Linked DNA regions of Homo sapiens: region 1 is linked to region 2. A link is an interaction called in ENCODE POLR2A ChIA-PET data of the cell type or tissue named here. Cell type or tissue: PC-9. All regions are shown on one strand. Links, peaks and the distances in the headings refer to the core of each region. The heading gives the core; the rest is flanking DNA.

Evidence for each region. Peaks named below come from ENCODE experiments on the same cell type or tissue, not always from the same donor. Only the 100,000 strongest peaks of a DNase experiment are listed, where the experiment ranks them.
Region 1: POLR2A ChIA-PET joins it to region 2 with 10 read pairs; 2 of 35 experiments call an interaction of 5 or more read pairs at or near these places.

The regions. Positions count from the first base shown.
Region 1 is chr7:51,070,371-51,080,279 of GRCh38, reverse strand. All of the region lies in intron 7 of COBL (cordon-bleu WH2 repeat protein), which reads left to right. Among named protein-coding and RNA genes, the nearest start is that of COBL, 240 kb to the left of the region's middle. In PC-9, for the core only: no CTCF peak of the experiment used is centred there; no DNase peak of the experiment used is centred there.
Region 2 is chr7:50,728,854-50,738,762 of GRCh38, reverse strand. It overlaps GRB10 (growth factor receptor bound protein 10), which reads left to right. Exons shown (of 19, transcript NM_001350814.2): 4 at 6,395-6,491. The coding sequence starts at 6,441. Among named protein-coding and RNA genes, the nearest start is that of GRB10, 49 kb to the left of the region's middle. In PC-9, for the core only: no CTCF peak of the experiment used is centred there; a DNase peak (open chromatin) is centred at 4,952; H3K27ac peaks cover 1,249 bases.

The DNA.
Region 1 (9,909 bases), core at 1,104-9,103, 340 kb before region 2:
AAAGCTAATGGATAATGGATTTGTGCGCAGATTTAAGAGGGTGAGGAGAAGACATAAATAAGTCCTATACAACTTCACCCTTTATTTTATCTCTTCAACTCTGAGCCATTCTGTTCCAGCCATTCCCCTGTCTCCTCCCTGACCTCTGTAAGGTCTTGACCCACTCATAGGCCTGATGGCTTTGCTGGGGTCCCAGTAGGCCTACTGCCAGCCTCCCTTCCACAGCCAGCCTCCTGCCAGCCTGCCTGGAACTCAGCCCAAGCACAAAGCCCTCACTCCAATTTTGATGCTGAAACTGTTATTAGTACTTGATATTTGGTCATGAAAACCACATTTACCTGGAACAAAGGCCAAATGGAGAAAACTGTGTGCTCAGATGTTCAGTGCCATGTATATGTGGGGCTTCTGAACTCTTTTGAACAAATACATGGTTTGTATCAAGAGTTCAGAAGAGGTGGAGCAACCACCTTCCCCGGGTGTATGTGGCTCTAAGAGGCCACCTCTCGGCAGCCGGCTCTGCAGCTCACCCAGCCCATGTGCAGATTGCTCTGAGCTGCGTGCCTGCTCAAGCCACAGCTGCACAGGGCAAGTTCTCTGTGCACACCCTGTGGCCACCTCAGGTGCCTGTCTCTGGCAAGCCTCTCACTCCCTCCAGTGGGAATTCCTCCCACTGCCCTCTAGGCATTTATCCTTTACTGTACTCACTATACCATATTACACACACCTGTTATGTGCCTCCTCTACTAGTTTAAGCTATTAATACTTGGAGGCTTAACTGTTTTATTCATATTTATATCCGTCCTTCAGATAGGTGCCTGACACATAGCATAAATTTAATAAAGAAATATACCAGAATTTATCTCACCATGTGAATTACAAGTATCAAATTATAGTGGAATGTGCTATTCTATTCAGCTTCATTAAACATGTTTTCCAGGCTAAAGAGCATCTAGTACCCAGCATTTTAGGTCTGTCTGTAGGACATCCCTCAAGAGTCAACAGTGCATCAAAGACCTGTTGCAGTTATACTTGAGAAAGATGTGAAAATCTCCGTGGATTTCAGCATCCAGCCTTGGCACCTTCTCGAGTGGTTTCTTGGTCTGGCCTTGCTGCTGGATGCCTTCAGTTGTGTGTTGGCCTCTCTGAAGTGGCTCTCAGTGATCCCCACCTCCTGTGTTCACCCCCTAGCCTCTTGTAGCCTCTTGCCACGAATGCTGACTGTACTTAGTGACTCCTATCTAAGGAATAGAATATGGCAAAGGTAGTGGGATGTCACTTCTTACATCCAAGATTAGGGTTGAAAAGGACTGTGGTCTCCATCTTGGGCACCCTCGCTCACTTGCTCACTCTGAGGAAAGCCAGCCACCACGCTGTGAGCTGCTCTACGGAGACCCACATGGCAAGGAGCTGAGGGAGACTTCAGCCAACTGCCAGCGAGGCGCTGAGGCCCTTTGTCCACTGATCATGAGCCTAGAAACCTGCCAACAGCCACTTGAGTGAAGTTGGGGGCAGATCCTTCCCCAGTAGAGCCTACAGATGAGACCATAGTCCTGATCCACACCTGCACTGTAGCCTGGTGAGAGGCCATGAGTCAGAGGCACCCAGCAAAGCCATGCTTAGATTCTAGACTCACAGAAACTATGGAATAGTCAATGCTTACTGTTTTAAGCCTCTACATTTTAGGATAATTTGTTCTGCAGCAATAGATAACTAAAACAAGTTTCAAGTAAGTGAAACCCATCTCAAACCTACTTCAACAGTTAGGGAATGTCTTATCTCATGGAACAGGAATCCCAGAGTGGAGTAGCATTCAGTATTAGTTGAATCTGAAGCCCAAGTTGTCATCAAGGATCTTAGTTCTTCCTAATTCTTCTCTGTATCATCTTTGGGGTCAGCTTCCCCCTAAGGCTGGGAGCAATGGGTCTGTGGCTGTTCCATGTATCATATCCAGACACTAGAATTTTCATAAGAGGAAGAGAGACTATCTCTTTTAATAGTTTTGTAGGAGAAAGGAAACCTTTCCCAGAAAGCCCCCACTAAAGAGTTCCTCTCATATTTCATTGACTACAATTGAGTAATACACTGACCCAATTCTTTGGCAAGAATGGAATGACCTTAGATGAGCCAGGCCCATCTGGCAGACGGGGATGGGGTCAGCTTTCTCTGAGGTACGTGGAAGTCACTGGTCAATACTGGAGTTCTGTTAACTTGGAAGTATGGGCAACATATGCTATGTGAACAGCCAGCAGTGCGCACTACACATGGGTTGCAGCCTTCAGTTTGATTTTAGTCTGGAGCATGTAGGATGTGTGATGAGTAGGTACAGAGAGGATGGTGAATCACTGTTGAAGAGCAAGTGGGTGATTTGGCTCAAAAACAGTAAGGCCAAGCATCTGAAAGTCAAAAGTCACCAAGGAACCATCCTCCTTGAGGGACGATTTCAGTGCAGAACTGGCCACTTCAAATCTAGCCTCCACCTACACTTCTCATTTTCTGCTTTTCTGGAGCAGAGGAACTATTAGAAATGCTCCTAGCAGTAGAATATGCCTATTCAGCGTTCAGGAACTAAAGCATCTGCTTTCTTGATAGTCTTTGTAGTAAGAGGTGTGTTCATCACATGAATCTGAAGAATACTGGATCTCACTTAAAATTACTTCCTGCTGTAGAAAGCATAATCTTGTCTCTTCCAGAGTTAGTTTACAGTGGACAAAGTGCAGCCTTTTTAAAGGCAACATAGGGCAAGTGTGAAGGTGTGTGTGGCCAAAGAACAAACTCGTGCTCCCTGCTGTCACCTTGTATAGAACTGAGATTTCTGTTGCCTGATCCAGGCTGTCCATGTCTTCCTGGCTGTCATGGTCAGGACAACTTGCAGAGTCTGAGTTGATAAATATCACACATATAGGAGAAGGGCTACTAAGCTATGTAACCTCTCAAAGCTGCATGTCACAAAGGGCATCACTAGTAGGGTTTTGGTGTGTGTTTGATGTTTCCCAGCATGGTTTTAAGAACAATGGAAGACTGGCTCCCAGGTCTGTGGTCTTTAATCATGTTTTTTCTTATTAATAAGATTTTGCATTAAACTTCAGATATCTAATCATGTACACAGATGCTTTATGTGCATGTCTAAACCAATACAGTTGTGTGCATACGGATTTTTCATCATAACTTTCGAATCAGCTTGCTTTCTGCCGCCATTTGATTTCAGTTGAACCTTCATTGTGAATCACCATAATGGAGCCTATTCCCTTAGTGCATTGAATTGTTTATTTACAAGATTTGCAGTGCTGATTATAATTAGGTTATTAACAAGTTATGAATTATCTATTTTAATTAGCAGACCTTGGAGATTTAAAGATCAATGCATATGGAGCTCAAATTACAGATCCTCAATTTACTTTACATTTTTAAAATGAAAATATTCAGTGACTGTCATTTTCTTACACATTTTTCTACACCAGGCTTAAGCAAATAAATCTTTCCTTGGGCATACATTTACAGGGTAATTGACAAAAGATCAAAAGGCATAAAGGGAAGATAGGTCATTGTCTCCTGTTCTAAGCAACCCCCCCCAACAAGGGATACTATTTCTAGCTAATTGATTTTAAATTTGTGACCAAGTATCCAATTCTAAAGAACTTTAAGGAAATTCTAAAACAAGGAAATAAAATGAGAGGAATGAACTATCTATTTTGAATTAGAAGAGAGTATCTTGAGTTTGATCAATGCAGAAATAATAATAATAATGATTTACATTTTAAGCAAGTGATCGAGCAGAGGAACTGCGAATTGCGAATCTAGAAATACTTGTGGCACAGCTTGAAATATTTGGTGGCTACAATCCTATCTCTACACTTGGGGACCAGATGCTCACTAAGGGCTGCTGGCTCGGTGAACAGCCATGTGCTGCTTGAGCAGAGGGCGTGGAACTGGAGAAGGTAGGACGGGAATTTGGCTGATGGCCCTTAGGTTGGGACCAGTCCTCATTAGAGTCCCCTAATGCCTTATTCTCAAATTTGAGCCCAAACTAAGTACTTTTCCTATTTCAAAACGAAGCAGTTAGTTCTAAAGCTTGTGACACAAACACAGTTCTGTGAGTCCTGTTTGTTGTGGGAAACACCCATGAAACACTACAGGTGTGGAGCTCAGAGCAAGCCCTGGGAAGCATTCTTGCCCTTGGCTGGTGTTTATTTGCCACTTTCCTTCCCTGGCAGGAGAGCCAGCCACACAGCTGTTCCTGCTGCCACGGGGCAGGCATGGCATCCAGGAAAACAGGAAGTGGGTCGTGAGCAAATGGGCCTTTTCATAAAATGGAAGGAAATCGTCAACTGTGGGAGCAGAATCTGTCCCTACTCAAAAGTACATTAGAAAAAAACGGAACTGAACTTTTAACCTGTTACTATTGTACCTTGAAAACCATTAAGTCAACCCAACATAGACTGAAGATTGGATGTAGCTTAGAAGTGAAGTAGTGAGAATCAAAATAGATCTATATATAGCTTTTCAAAAAAACCTTATGAGCCTATTTCTTTTTGCTAATTACTTCTTAGTCTTTTATTTACAAGGTACAATGTCCCTAACTTGAGAGAATTAAAGAACTTAGTGACAACTCAGTGGAACAGAACAGCACTTTGCCAGCTCATAAAAGCAGATCGTTAAAATTTCAGGAATTTTGCAAACCAATGGCTGAACAGATCCACTATTAAAAAGTAAATTATATAGACATACAATTAAATAAATAATATTAAAAACAGAGGTAACAAATACTAAAAACTCATCACTTCCTAATTATTTTAGTACATTTCATTACTATTTCAGTGTTCTTGAGGTTGTTTACATGTATCGGATCTGTAGGATTTAATGCTTTAGAATAGTAAAAATATATCATAGTGTGCTACTACACATCTCTTCACAGCACCGCATTCAGTGACTGATGTCAATAGCAGGAAATCAACCATCAAGAAACTATTTATAGCATAGGAATTAGCAAATGTTACAAATCAGATATTGATTGGTCTTGTTAATTGTCTAGATATAAGACAGTGATTGGGAAATGTAATAATACAGATTAAATAGAAAAGTATGTCATATCTGTAGCCAATACATTGTGAATAGCAGAAAAAATTGAGTTGTACATCCATTTTCCAAAAACCATGATCAATTCAGCCAAGTCATTCATGGGATTGACAAATGAGTAAAATTCCAACATATATCTTTCTGGTTTTATTCTCATCTTACTGTCTGATGCCATCATGTTGAAGTTATACTTCTTTGTTAACGGTAATAATTGACTGGCTACAGGTTAAAGAATCTGGGAAAAATTAATGAAAGCATTCTATGAGAATCAACTGGTAATACAGAATTTACAAAAAATAGTATTATGCATTTTATTATTACTTATAAATTTTGTGCTACTTATCCTTTATATAAGTAAAACTGATTATAACTATTTATACCTTTTTCCTCCAAAGAGCTGGTTACTAACCATTTACCAAAATACCACTGCAAAGTAGTAACAAATATGAATAGAAATGGTGAAAAGAAGTAATATTATTTAGTTAAGAAACCTGAGAACAGATTTCTTTGATTTTCATGAGTGCTCAAGCCCTAAGCTGATGCAAATAATCACAACTGTATTTTGTTTCCTTGAGCTTTAACTAGTAGCATGTACTCAGGTTACGTATAAAAACCATGTTGAAGAACTTCTCTTTGGGTTTATATAAATTTGAGTCCTTCCCAGAAATAAGGCATAAACATCTTGATTTTTCAACAATGGTTTGAAGTTGTTATTAAATATCATTACCTTCACGCCTGTAATCCCAGCACTTTGGGAGGCTGAGGCGGGTGGATCACGAGGTCAGGAGATCGAGACCATCCTGGCCAATATAGTGAAACCCCATCTCTACTAAAAATACAAAAATTAGCCAGGCATGGCGGTGCATGCCTATAATCCCAGCTACTCTGGAGGCAAAGGCAGGAGAATCCCTTGAATCAGGGAGTTGGAGGTTGCAGTGAGCCGAGATCGCGCCACAGCACTCTAGCCTGGCAACAGAGCGAGACTCTGTCTCAAAAAAAAAAAAAAAAAAAAAAATCATTACCTTGTTTTACTAGTTAAGAAGTAAATAGAGATTATGAATCAGGCATTCTCTTATGACAATAGTCTTCTAAACTGTTTGTCTCAGGAGGTTTTGGGTGCTGATGTGCACTCAGGCATGGCCCTTCTTTATTTTAATCCCTTTCCCCCAAGGCCTTCAGAGATTTAAAGCTACTCTCATGTAATAGCCCTTTGCACCACAGGTCAGTCTCCCACTAGAGAAAACAGCAGCACTCAAGAGGAGTTTGCTCCACAGGTACTTGGAGTTGATATCCATCTCCAACTCAGTAAATCAACCAGTATTCTCTAAGTTTATATGTGGGGCCTGCCCAGTGTCACCATTATCAAGATGGGATACACTGAAATTGAGGGCATCACAAAGCCATATGGTCTGTTTTCCTCTGGAGTTCTACAAGTAACTTAGACTGTTTTTCAAGAGGTAAGAAATAAATGACTTGCCTACCAGCTGCTTCGTGTCTCGGCTTGTAAGGACCTTAGGTTTCATACCAAATCCAAATAATTTTATGTGGCAACCTGAAAGACCAACCATGAGGGAAGTGATGCTTATGATATGGTTCTTACAGGAGGCAGAATCATATCTGTTGGATCAATAGGCCCTTTCCACAGCTGGCATACAAAAAGACTAAATGGAAAGGAAGAAAACAATAACAATATGCTTTGGCTGATAGAACGCTTGCTATGCAGTGTTAAATCTCCAGGGGCTGGAAAATGAATGATAATGGCAGATATTTATTTCACCGCAAGTGTGCGTTCACATTTTGCCATTTATTTTCCCCCCGCAGTTTATTGCTGTGCGTCATTCCCTACTCAGGCCAAGCGCTTCTGATGGACGGGCCTCTTCCTGACCTCGGACCTTTCCCAGTGTCTCTTCTGCCCTGGCTCTGATTTTCCTGTTGTTCTTCCTCCTTTCAGGATAAAAGGGCTCATTGTATACCCAGAATTTACTTCCTTTGGGGTTTACATATAAATGCATTAATAACAGAGATTTGTTTGATTGAGGTTTATATTTTTTTGAAGGAGGTAAATTATATGCAAATTTTAGGTTGATAATATTCACCTGTCTGAAATTCACTGATACTTGGAAATGTTCCTGTGAAGAACTCTGCTTTATTTTAATTCATTATTAATTCATGTTTTTCTTATTGGATATTCAGTTCCAGAATTTATTGCCAATTTTTCTTAAAACTAGATTGTATCCATAAATTGACCAGTATAGTCAATTTGGATAGAACTGAAACTTTCTGTCTACCTGGTAAAACTAAGTGCCTAAAAACATGAACTATAAATGTAGTTACTAGGAACTCACAACTTATATATACTATCCATTCAATGATACATAGGACCCAATGTCTTTGTGTTTTTGAGGTTTTCCTGTTACTGTGTACTTTGCCATTTTACATAGTTCACTAAAAAGAAAGAAGTGGGAGAAGAAGGGTGTTCTATTCATTATTCTATATTATGATTCTCTTCATTATTCTGTTCTCTTCATTATTCTATTCATTTCTTCACCCATTTATTCACTAAACAGTGACATAGTACTTACTTGATGCTAGGTATTACACCAGTTTTGTGGGCTATAAGAGTGAATAACAAGCACGTGACCTCTGGCCTTGGATTTTACTACCTGTGGCTCCCCAGGCACATGAAAAGAAGTAAAGATGGTTCCATTTGATAAGTACTAGTCACAAGGGTTGTACATGTGATAAAGATGCCAGAGGTTGTGACCACCATGTCTGTGCAGAGGTGCTGCTGGCTCCTCTTTGAGTGTGAGATCCCTCTGCAGTCACACAACCTCACCCAGTTACGAAGAGCTAGTCACCTCAACTGCATTGTCCCAAGACAGGCAGAGTAGGTAAAAATAGTCATATGTTAAAATTCAAGGTTTAGATAAAAAGACAACTAGTTCTTGCTTGCTTTGATTAACTTTTATTATGCAGATGCATTTGAACTGGAGAAGCTTGTCATGTTTCTCTCTAAAAGATGTTTTTAAATGTTATTGCTCAAAATGGAAAAAAAAAAAAAGAATCAGTAAGTATTCCTGACATGTAGGATTGTTGCCTGGCTGATCACAATGAAAATGTTAGCTATGACTAATGAAGGAATTATCACAACTTACATTGGTATTAATAATAAACAAATATAAGCCAAAGCTATATATAACCAATTTAGTGCTATGTATTGGTGAAAAAAACAGAAAGTTACAGAAATTACTCACAATGAAACATAGAACAAGTTAGAAAGGGCCTTTTTTTTTTTTGAAATAAAGGACTTTTGTCTGATAAGTAGCAGTCATTTGACCTCAAATCATTAAATGGGGAAAGTCTAAACAAGAAAAGGTAATGTTTACCTGAATGTTGGGGAAAGCATTAGGATTTATGGCCCAGACTTAAAGATTGTAGAAGATTGTATATAATTACAGCAATAAGCATTTGTGTAAGAAGTAGCTATTATGCTGAAGAAAGATGGGCACACAAAATCTCTAGGCAAATCCTTGGAACAGGGGAAAGTGATACTGCTCATAGAATTATTGGTTCGAGAGGCAGCAAATATGATGCAATAAGTATATCAAACTCAATTAAAAATAGAGGACAGAGGTATGTGGTGGGGGAAAACAAATGCAATAGGGCTAAGTCAGCTTACAGGGGGTGAATATAATTTGAACATGGCACCCCCAATTTACTTGATCATAAAGTTAGCCAAAGACATGAGTGGTCGATCTTTGACAATACTCTAGTGATCTCCATGAGAGATGGCCTGATAGATGTTGGATAGAATGAAGGGCCATTTGATGAACAAGTTTTGTAGATTTACATGTGACTTGGCACTGTGCTGACATTAGAGCCTTCTAAGAATCAGATAAATTAATTAGGTGAAACATTTTTTCCCAAAGCACTTGCATTTCAGAAAGTTTCTCATTTCTGACTCAGCTTAGAACCCATCCCTTGTTACAGGTCATTTCTCCTCCTTATAAGCCATGTCTGTTTCTTTTTTCCATCATGTCATACACCCTATCCACAAAAGATGGTAGCTCACGTTTTCTAACTAGAGACGTGCAGGCAAGTTGAGAGCATGAAGAATCCCTTGGGAATACCAATTCTGTAGCAAATGCTAAGGTAAAAGAAAAACTATGCATTATTTTTCAACTATAGTTGGCTTAAATTCTTAGTTTCACCCTGGAGACCATGTTGCCAGTGGACAATTGAGCATGCTGTGATTTATAAAATGCAAGCTAGTTTATATGATAATGTTTGCCATCTCACTTTACCAGTACTGTTGACCTTTTCATATGATTCTAAAATCACTTACTTGTAAATAAATACTCCTAGTTCTGTAGATGAAACAATTTGGAAAAGTCGTTACTGTTTACTCACTGACATTTTATTTTAGCACCCATTATAATCAGTCACACATCGCATCTGTGTTTGTGATGCTTATCAACTGTTAATTTTCACAGTTTTCATGCTAATTTGGATCCATAAAATGATACAGTTTGTTCACAACTTCCATAGCTCATGTAATGTAATTCAAAACGTTTCCACGTGCAGACTAACATTTCCCATAACAAAACAAACTTTTCTACCATAGGGATAAGAGTGCATCTTCCAAAAATTACAAGAGAAAGTGAGGGCCTTTCAAACAAGTATTCAAGATGTCTTGAGTCATCATAACCAATTACAGATTATCCAGACCCAGAAATTAATCCACATACAGAGCACTTGCTTCCTCTGGCTTCTCGGAATTTTGTGTGTGTGTGTGTGTGTGTGTGTGTGTGTGTTTTAACTGTTTCATCCTTCATA
Region 2 (9,909 bases), core at 788-8,787:
TATCTATCTACTGGCTTATAAAACTATTCCTCATTATCTGTGAATATGAATCACATATTTTGATAAATCAGCTGATGATTTAGAATCTGAACTCTTTAAAGTAGCACAGTAGATGATCCAGTTGTATAACTGTAGGATGTTCAGAAGTGAGCTTTTTATCTGGGCATGGTGGTGAACTCCTCTAGTCCCATAAGTCCCAGCTGCCTGGGAGGCTAAGGATTGCTTGATCCCATGAATTTGAGGCTGCAGCAAGCTTTGATCACACCACTGCTCTCCAGCCTGAGTGACAGAGGGAGACCGTGTCCCTTAACATTCCATGTATGTATATACCACATTTTGTTTGTCTGTTGATGAATTATCCATTAATTCATCAGTGGACACTTAGGTTGCTTCCACCTTTTGGCTATTGTGAATAGTGCTGCTATGAACATGGGTATAGAAGTACCTGAGCCTCTGCTTTTGATTAGTTTGTATTATATGCTTAGAAGTGGAGTTGCTATTATATGCTTAGAAGTGGGTCATATGTTAATTCTATGTTTAATATTTTTGAGGAATCACCATATTATTTTCAACCACAGCAACACCATTTTGCATGCCTACCAGCAATGCTCAGGGGTTCCAGTTTCTCCACATCCTCACCAATACTTGTGGTTTTATTTTTTATATCAGTCAGCCTAATGAGTGTCAGGTGGTATCTTGTTGCAGTTCTGATTTGCATTTCCCTAACGACTAGTGATGTTGAGGACCTTTTCATGTGCGTTTTGGCCATTCGTATATCTTCTTTGGAGAAAAGTCTATTCAAGCCCTTTGTGCCTTTTTAGATGAGGTTGCTTATGTCTTTTGTTGTTGAGTTGTAGGCATTCTTTATTGCATTCGTCTGTTTTTTTTGTTTCTTTGTTTGTTTGTTTGTTTTTGAGGTAGAGTTTTGCTCTTGTCGCCCAGGCTGGAGTGCAATGGCGTGATCTCAGCTCACTGCAACCTCTGCCTCTGGGTTCAAGCAATTCTCCTGCTTCAGCCTCCTGAGTAGCTGGGATTGCAGGTGCCTGCCACCATGCCCGGCTAATTTTTGTATATTTAGTAGAGATGGGGTTTCACCATGTTGGCCAGGCTGGTCTTGAACTCCTGACCTCAGGTGATCCACCTGCCTCGGCCTCCCGAAGTGTTGGGATTACAGGTGTGAGCCACCACGCCCGGCCTAGTCTGTTGTTATATTGCTATAAAGAACTACCTGAGACTAGGTAACTTATAAAGAAGAGATAAAGAAGAGAGGTTTAATTGACTCACAGTTCCGCAGGCTGTACAGGAAGCATGGCTGGGGAGGCCTCAGGGAACTTAGACTCATGGAGGAAGGTGAAGGGGAAGGAAGCACATCTTACGTGGCTGGAGCAGGAGAAAGAGTGAAGAGGGAGGTGCTACACACTTTTAAACAGCCAGATGCTATGAGACCTTTATCATGAGATAGCACTAGGGGGATGGTGTTACGCCGTTAGAAACCACCCCCATGATCCGGTCACCTCCCATCAGGCTCCATCTCCAACGCTGGGGATTACAGTTCAACATGAGATTTGGGTGGGGACACAGAGCCAAACCATATCATTTATATATTCTGGGTTTTAATCCCTTATCAGATAAATGCTTTGTAAGTATTTTTTCCCATTCTATGTGTTGTCTTTACAATCTTTTGATAGCATCCTTTGATGCACAAACATTTTGAATTTTGGTGAAACCCAGTTTATTTTTTCTTCGGCCTGCACCTTTGGTGTCATATCTGAGAAATCATTGTCATATTTAATGTCATGAAGATTTTTCCCTGTCTTTACTTCTAAGAGTTTTATAGTTTTAGCTCTTACGTTTAGGTCTTTCATACATTTTGAGTTGCTTTTTGCTTATGGTGTAAGTTTAGAGTCCAGCTTCATTTTGTTGCATGCTGATGTCCAGTTTTCCTAGGACCGTTTAAAAAAAATTGGTTATTTTTATTTTTTTGAAACAGTCTCACTGTTGCCCTGGCTGGAGTGTAGTGGCGTTAATCACAGCTCACTGCATCCTCAATTCCTGTGCTTAATTTGATCCTTCTGCCTCAGCCTCCCAATTAGCTGGGACTACAGTGCACGTGACCATGCCTGGCTAATTTTTTTAGAGGCGGTGTTTCACCATGTTGTTCAGGCTGTTCTCAAACTTCTGGGCTCAAGCAATCCACCTGTCTCTGCCTCCCAAAGTATGGGGATTACAGGCGTGAGCCACCATACTCAGCCCCCAGAACCATTCATTTATTGAAAAGCCTGTCTTTTCCTCAGCGAATGGTCTTGGCATCCTTACTGAAAATCAGTTGACCATATATGTGAGGATTTATTTCTGGGCTGTTTGTTTTATTTCATTGGTGTATGTTAGTCCTTATGTTAGTACCAGACTGTTTTGATTACTGTAGCCTGGTAGTAAGTTTTTTTGTTATTGTTCATTTTGTTTTCTTTTGTTTTTTTGAGATGAAGTCTGGCTGTGTTGCCCAGGCTGGAGTGCAGTGGCGCAATCTCGGCTCACTGCAACCTCCACCTCCCAGGTTCAAGCAATTCTCCTGCCTCAGGCTCCCAGGTAGCTGGGATTACAGGCACATACCACCACACCTGGCTAATTTTTGTAGTTTTAGTAGAGGTGAGGTTTCACCATGTTGGCCAGGCTGATCTCGAACTCTTGACCTCAAGTGATCCGCCCGCCTTGGTCTCCAAAGTGCTAGGTTTACAGGCGTGAGCCACCATGCCCAGCCGTTAGTAAGTTTTGAAATCGGGAAGTGTGAGTTCTCCGTGTTGTTCTTTTTCAAGATTGTTTTGGCTGTTCAGGTCCCTTGAGAAGCCATATGAATTTTAGGATGGCTTTTTGTTTTGTTCTGTTTTGTTTTTTTTCCTGTAGTTTACTCAAAAGGCAAACAAAAAATCTTTCATTTTATATATATCACAATATTATATAAACGTCTTTTTCAAAAGAGAAAACCAAATTTCATGTTTGTATTAGTGCATCTTTAATGCTAAAGCTACTTTTTAATAAAATTTTTTAAATCTGTCTAGTTTTAATTAGTTTTTATTAGTTTTAATGAGTTTGACCATAAGGTAAGATTTTCATAAACTTTTTAGAGTCCTTTACAGTTTTTCATTGAATAGCAGATCACTTTTTTTAAGGAAACCCTGTTACTCAGACACATGGGCCCACATTCTGGCCCTGCATCAGTGTGCTTTCATTTTCATGTTCAACCTACAGAAAAACCTAAATCATCCCCTTTCAATCTTAGCCAGCTTGCTCACAGAACTTCACAAGATCAGCCCTTCACACACCCTCAGCTCTGTTTCTGCAAAAAAAAATATCATTAGGATATTGATAGGGACTGCATTGAATTTGTAGATTGCTTTAGGTAGTATTTCATCTTAACAATATTAGTTCCTCCAACACAGCATGTCTTACCGTTTATTTATGTCTTTATTCTTTTAGCAATGTTTTAGTTTTCAGTGTACAAGTAGTTCACCTCTTTGATTACATGTATTTCTAAGTATTTTGTTATTTTTGATGCTATTGTAAATGGAATTGTTTTCTTAATTATCTATTGGATTGTTCTTAATTTATAAACACAAATGGTTTTTGCGTGTTCACTTTGTATCCTGTACCTTTGCTGAACTCATTTACTAGCTCTGATAGTTTTTTATTATGGAATCTTTAGGGTTTTTACATATAAGATTATGTCATATGTCATCTCTGAACCTTGATGATTTTAGTTCCTCCTTTCCAATTTGGATCCCTTTTATTTCTTTTTCTTGTCTCAGTGCTCTGGCGAGGACTTCCAATACTATGTTGAATAGAAGTGGTGAAAGTTGGCGTCTTTGTCTTGTTCCTGATCTCAGGGGAGAAGCTTTTCATCTTTCACCATTAAGCATGATGTTAGCTGTGGATTGGTTACATTTTATTAGAGACCAGAGATAGCCCAGCCCTCTTACTGTATCTAACTATAGTTTACTTGTCCCAAGGAAACTGTTCCACTGGGCTTATGGGACACACATTTTCCTGGCGGAGAAGCCATCTCCTTTGGCAAATACTTTCAAAGGTGATATTTAGGTAATAAAATTGGCATATTAAGTGATATTTTTGACAGTCTTAACACACATTAAGTTTGAAACTTCAGGGAGAAAATAAGAACATATTTCTATATGTCAAACACATCCAGGAATTCCAGAAGGCATATTAGTGAGGGCCAGTGAGTCTCCACGGATGAGCTGGGAGACTGGGAGATGACCACAGCAGGGAGGCGTGCGGCGTGCGTGGGGGGTGTGGGCAGCCTGGTGGGATGTGGCAGAACTGTCACCCAGCGGGCAAGGTGGCCAAGAGGACACTCCTTCCTCTCCCAGGCCCTCAGAGATGTGGGCGAAGGGGAGAGAAACAGGTCCTTGCAGTTAGGGGAGAAGGCAGAAAGAGTGTTTAGAGATGGGGCTAGGACATGGGAGGTGGTGGGGTGAGGTAGAGAGTGAGGAGTCGCACAAGAGTGTGTTTGCTGGTGTGGAAGGCAGAGGCCGCCTGGCTGCCCGCAGGAGACATCCAGGCATGGTCCTGCGATCTGGCAGCAAATGATTTGGGGCACTGATCCACCTCAACGGCTAGGGGTGACGGCCTGTCCAGTGAACCCAAACCGATATGTGTATGAAAATAAATAAATATATGTTTAAATATATAAATATTTATATTCATATGTATTCAATATATAAAGATTTATTTTAAGGAACTTGCAAGTTTGAAATCTGCAGAGCAGGCAGGCTGGAAACTCAAGCAGGAGTTTGCTACAGTCTTAAGCTAAATTCTTGTTTCTCTAGGAAATCTCAGTGTTTGCTCTCAAGGCCTTCTGTGGATTGGGTAATGCCTCTGTTAAGGGTCATTTCCTTTAAGCCAAGTAACTGTAGACATTAACCACACCTACAGAATACCTTCATGGCAATAGCCAGACTGGTGTTTGACTAAGTGACTGGGAATTAGAGCCTGGACTGTTGACGTGTAACACCAGCTACCCCGAGGACAGGCTGACTGTGAGCCGGAGAAGGCTGAGGCCTTGGGGCTGCTGATCATGGCAGAGGTGAAGGGTGGATGCGGGCACAGTTCTCACTGAGTAGGTTGGGGACGTCTGAGCCAGGTCATGGACCTGCTCCCTTCATTGTGCCAGTACTTCCACTGCTATTGACTGCTTCCTTTCAGCCCCAGCAAAGTGTTCTGGGGCGTTCTTTGGTGATTTGAGGGATTCTAGAGAAACTCTTGCAGAAAACATGGTTGGTAGTAAATTTTACAGATCTGGGATGCTTCTGTTCCTTTTAGCTGTGATGAGAATTCCCTAGTGATTTTATATTTTGGGTCTGTGTTAGTTTAGTAAGGCTGTCATAACAAAGTGCCACAGACTGGGGAGGGGGCGAGGGGACTTAAATAGCAGAAATCCATTTCCCGCAGTCTGGATATTGGAAGTCCATGATCAAAGGTATCGGCCGATTTGGTTTCTCCTGAGGCCTCTCTCCTTGGCTTGCAGATGTTCATTTTCTCAAGGTGTCCTGACATGGTCTTCTCTCTGTACAAGTCTGTGTTCTAATATTCTCTTCTTACAAAAACACCGCTTGTATTGGATTAGGGCCCACCCTCATCATCTCATTTTAACTTAGTGACGTGTTTAAAGACCCTCCTTCCAAATACAGTCACATTCTGAGGTACTAGGAGTTAGGGCTGCAGCTTAGGAACTTTGGGAGGATACAGTTCATCCCATAACAGGGTCTTGTCTTGATTTTTGTTGTTGTTATTCTGATTGTTAGAATTAATATCCCTCATTTTATTCGGTACTAGGTGCCGTGGCCCACAGGGGAGAGTATGTAATGAGTTTGTCAGGTTGGATGTCCACTGAGAATTCCGATTTGTTCTATGGCTTGTGGAGCTAGTGTTCACTCAAATGATGTTCTGTGGTCCTGTCCCCAAACACACACACACAACCCCTTCTGGGCTTCTTTGGAATTTGTCTGAATCCCTATTTGCGAAAGCTTGATGAAGTTTGCAGGGTGTTAATAGATGGTATAGGGAAGAAGGGTGAGGCAGTGCAGGAGAGTGCTGGGAATGTGTGAGTTAAATTTAGAGGGTCTGATGTCACCCTCACCACTCTGGGCACCCTTCTACCCCACAGACTTTTGACCTCACAGATGACCTCTCAGGGCACCATAGTTGGGGACCATCTCTGCATGTCAGCAAAAAGCTGGTGCCCCGAGCAAGTGTCCTTACTGAACCTACAAGCTAAGACCAAGAGCTGCCCATTCAGACATGTCACACTTGAACCAGCCATAAGTAGTGGATTTTTTTTTTTTTTTCTGGCTTGGCTTCTCACAGTCTGTCTTTATTCCAGGTGCTGCAGCGCAGTAAATGTAATTTGAAGAAGGCAGAAGGAACCCATGGCTTTAGCCGGCTGCCCAGATTCCTTTTTGCACCATCCGTACTACCAGGTATGGGCGAGCACATATATCTGATCCTGGCCCGATGGTGCTGGTCGAGGGCCAGGGCACACATGTCGCCAGCAGCCATGGATCGTTTCTGTAGCTCTCAGGTCACTAGGACACGCTGGAGCAGGGGCTGGTGACAAGTCCCATGGTGCAGAGGCCCACTGCCCTTTCTGCCTCGGTCTTCTGTGTCTTGCTTTGCCTTGTAAGATAGCGTGGTCATATTCCCGTTTGACTGTGCGTACTTTTCTAAAAGAGTTTGGTTGTAGTACAGAGTTGCCCCCTGAGAGCCGGGCTTCCGTGTTTGGAATGAAGCAAGCACTCACTGTGTTTTTCACCTTCTGGGTCGGGCCAGACACTCCTGATGACGGGTTCTGCAGTGATGGTGGTTGTCGGGACATTCACCTGGACACATGTGCTCACGCGTGAGGGAGTGGGAAGGAGAAAGGGCTTGGTGTCTTAACAGATGTTCTAGAGGGAGTCCTCTCCACAGATTGGCTCTTTCCTTTCCTGAGAGCCCTAGGTGGAATTTTGTGGGAGAACAAGTTCATTTCTGTTCCTTCACTTTCTCTAGCTCTTCTTCATGGGCTGCTAGAACAGTTTCATCTGCAAGTTCCCTTCATCTTCTGAAACAGATTTTATTTGAACTTTCACTTGGTGTAGACAGATTCATTGTTAGGGGATGGTCTTTGGTTCTTTAGATTTGATTCGCGAATCCTGGTTCATCCTTACTCGTGATTTGTCATTGGAAGTACTTACACCATCTCTCCCAGGCCTGTGACTTTTCGGCTGGAGCAGTCCTAGGTTTGGAAGTCCTTTTATATGTTCAGGCTGTGGTCAGCTTTTTGCACTTCTTTGAACTTATTTTCTCTCTTAGTCTGTGAAGTCTCTTTTTAGCTACTGTGATGAGAAATTGCCTACAGCATTATGGCTGCAAAAAGATGCCTTTGAACATTTTTTTTTTTTTTTTGGTATCTAAGTGAAGCAAGCCTTCGAAGAAAGGCTGAAGATTAGGAATACCGTTCATTCTAATCGTCGAATGTGACACAAAGCCAAAATTGGTTACAAGCCAGAAAAGAGGATTAAAACCTTAGCGAACTGCAAAGTTTGGTGGTGACCCCTGAGTCTGTGTAGTTTGTGAGCTCTGGAACAGGCATCTGCCTCTCCCTCTGCATAATTGTCTTCTTGTTCTTAAAGAGGCTGTGGTTGCCTCCCCCCATTGATTAAAGCTCTGTGCTGCACCCACAGGTCACAAGTCCAGTTCTCGTGTGGCCAGTTAGTGTTAGCTAGTTGTCCGGGCCCGACTGCACCCTTCACCCCTGCCTGCCACTTCCTACTCAGTCCCAAGAGAGTGCAGTCAGTGAGCTCAAAGAACATCCCCAAGGGAAAGTCTCTCTTGAGGTCATTTTCGTAGTGCTGTCCTCGGCTGGGTATAGAATAGGCTTTTAGGGCCAGATAATGGCCACAGAGGTTCTGTCAGCTTCCCTTCCCTTCCTGGCATTTCCAGTTTCCTGCTGGTACCTACAGAAGTGGCAGACTTACAAGCTGTGTCAGTTCCTCCCTTGATGGCCTTGTTAGGTGTTTGTAGTCACCGATGCCCCAGGCTGCTTTCCTGGAGCCAGGAAGTCAGGAAGGAAGGGTGGGCTTTCCCTGCTATGTGCTGTCATGCTTTGAGGAAATACTCATTGCTTCTCAGGGCCATTTGAAAGCACTGTCTTACTCTTTAAAAAATTTGACAGCAAGACTTGGCGGCATATGTCCCTTGTTCCTGGAAAATAAGATGACAGTTCCAGAATTTCTCAGAATATGGGATGATTTACAATGGGTTCCAGTCTTGAGCAGTCGTAATTATATTATAATAATTAGATAAATCTCCAGAGTTTTATAGAGAAAAATTTATTCTTAAAACCTTCAACATACAAATAATTTTCTAATTCTAGCTGTTCACTTGCAGCAGTGGCTTGGATTAGATAGATGGTTCAGTCCGTGAGTCACTGATGTGATTTTTAAAATATGCACAGAAGCACCAAAATTACTGTATGCATTTAATCATCCTGCTGTTGGAGGGCAGCAGTTGGGGAGGGGTTCTGGCAAGGTTGGGGATGACCCACTTCACTTTTAAGACTTAAGTTTTTCCTTTAGAATGTGACACATCATAATTCTCTGACCTTGGAGAAATCCTGCAACTTTCCCTACCGCAGTTTCCATACCGAAGTTTTGGTAGAAAAGGGTTAGTGGTATCTGGGTTGTAGCAGGGATTAGAGGAAATATGTCTAAATTACCCGGCGCCTGGTCATCCTTTAGAAGCTGAGTCAAGGGCTGTGATCTTTAATTCTTTGATAGAGCACCAGCCAGGTACCAGGCACATGTTTTGGGCTAGGGAGCCAGCTTTGAGCTCGGCAGACAGATCTTTGGGGCTCCTGGATTCCAGTGGAGGAGACAGACATGGAACAACTGGCAAGTGAGATAGCTGTGAATAATGATACTAATTCTGAAGCAAATAAAATGGGACAACGGGGGGAGAGAGGGCCGGCTGCCTTGGTCTTCGGGGGGGGCTCCGTTAGTAGGGTCCTATAGCTCATTGTCTGCCATTTTTAAAATCAAAAGGTCTGAAGCAAGAAATTTCCTCATTTATTATGCCACGGCAGAGTCCAGAGCTTTGCCGAACACAGGGTCTGCCTGGGAAGTGGGATGGGGTTTATGGAGCTCCCTCTGGGCCCTGCACATCTGTGTTCATTGATGTGGACACTGTGTTATCATTCTCCATTCCCCAAAACTCTTAATTCTTAACCATGTCCAGCCTCCAGGCTTTTGAAGAAGGAATTATGCACCTATGACAAAATTATGGTAAATAAAAGCAACATTTATTATCTTTCAGAAAAATGCAAAATAGGAAATAAAATGTGCTTGGCTACAAACTTCCGTACACAATGTTGAACTGAGCATTAGAAATGAAACAACTTGCATGTGAATTTTATGTAGGTGATTAAATTTACTGTTGAATTTCCAAAAGCAATGTTTTTATTTTCATAGTTTTCTGATTTCTGAATTAAAAACAATCATGCTTAGAAATGAGCCATCTTAGAAACTCTCCTTGCCATCCTGCCCTGCAGAGCCTCAGCTTTTGGTGGAGATAATGGCAACAGCATTAGTGCACATACACGCTGTCCAGCCCCAGGACACCACAAGATGTGTGTTGTGGTTCCATTTCAGTGCTGTGTCCCTGAAGCTTCAGGCGGGGAACCTACTCTTCTAGTGCAGGGCTTGACGAACTGCAATCTGCTTTTGCAGATAAAGTTTTATTGGAGGCTGGTCTTGGTGGCTCACGCCTGTAATCCCAGCACTTTGGGAGGCAGAGGCGGGTGGACCACTTGAGGCCAGGAGTTCGAGACCAGCTTGGCCAACATGGGGATACCCTGTCTCT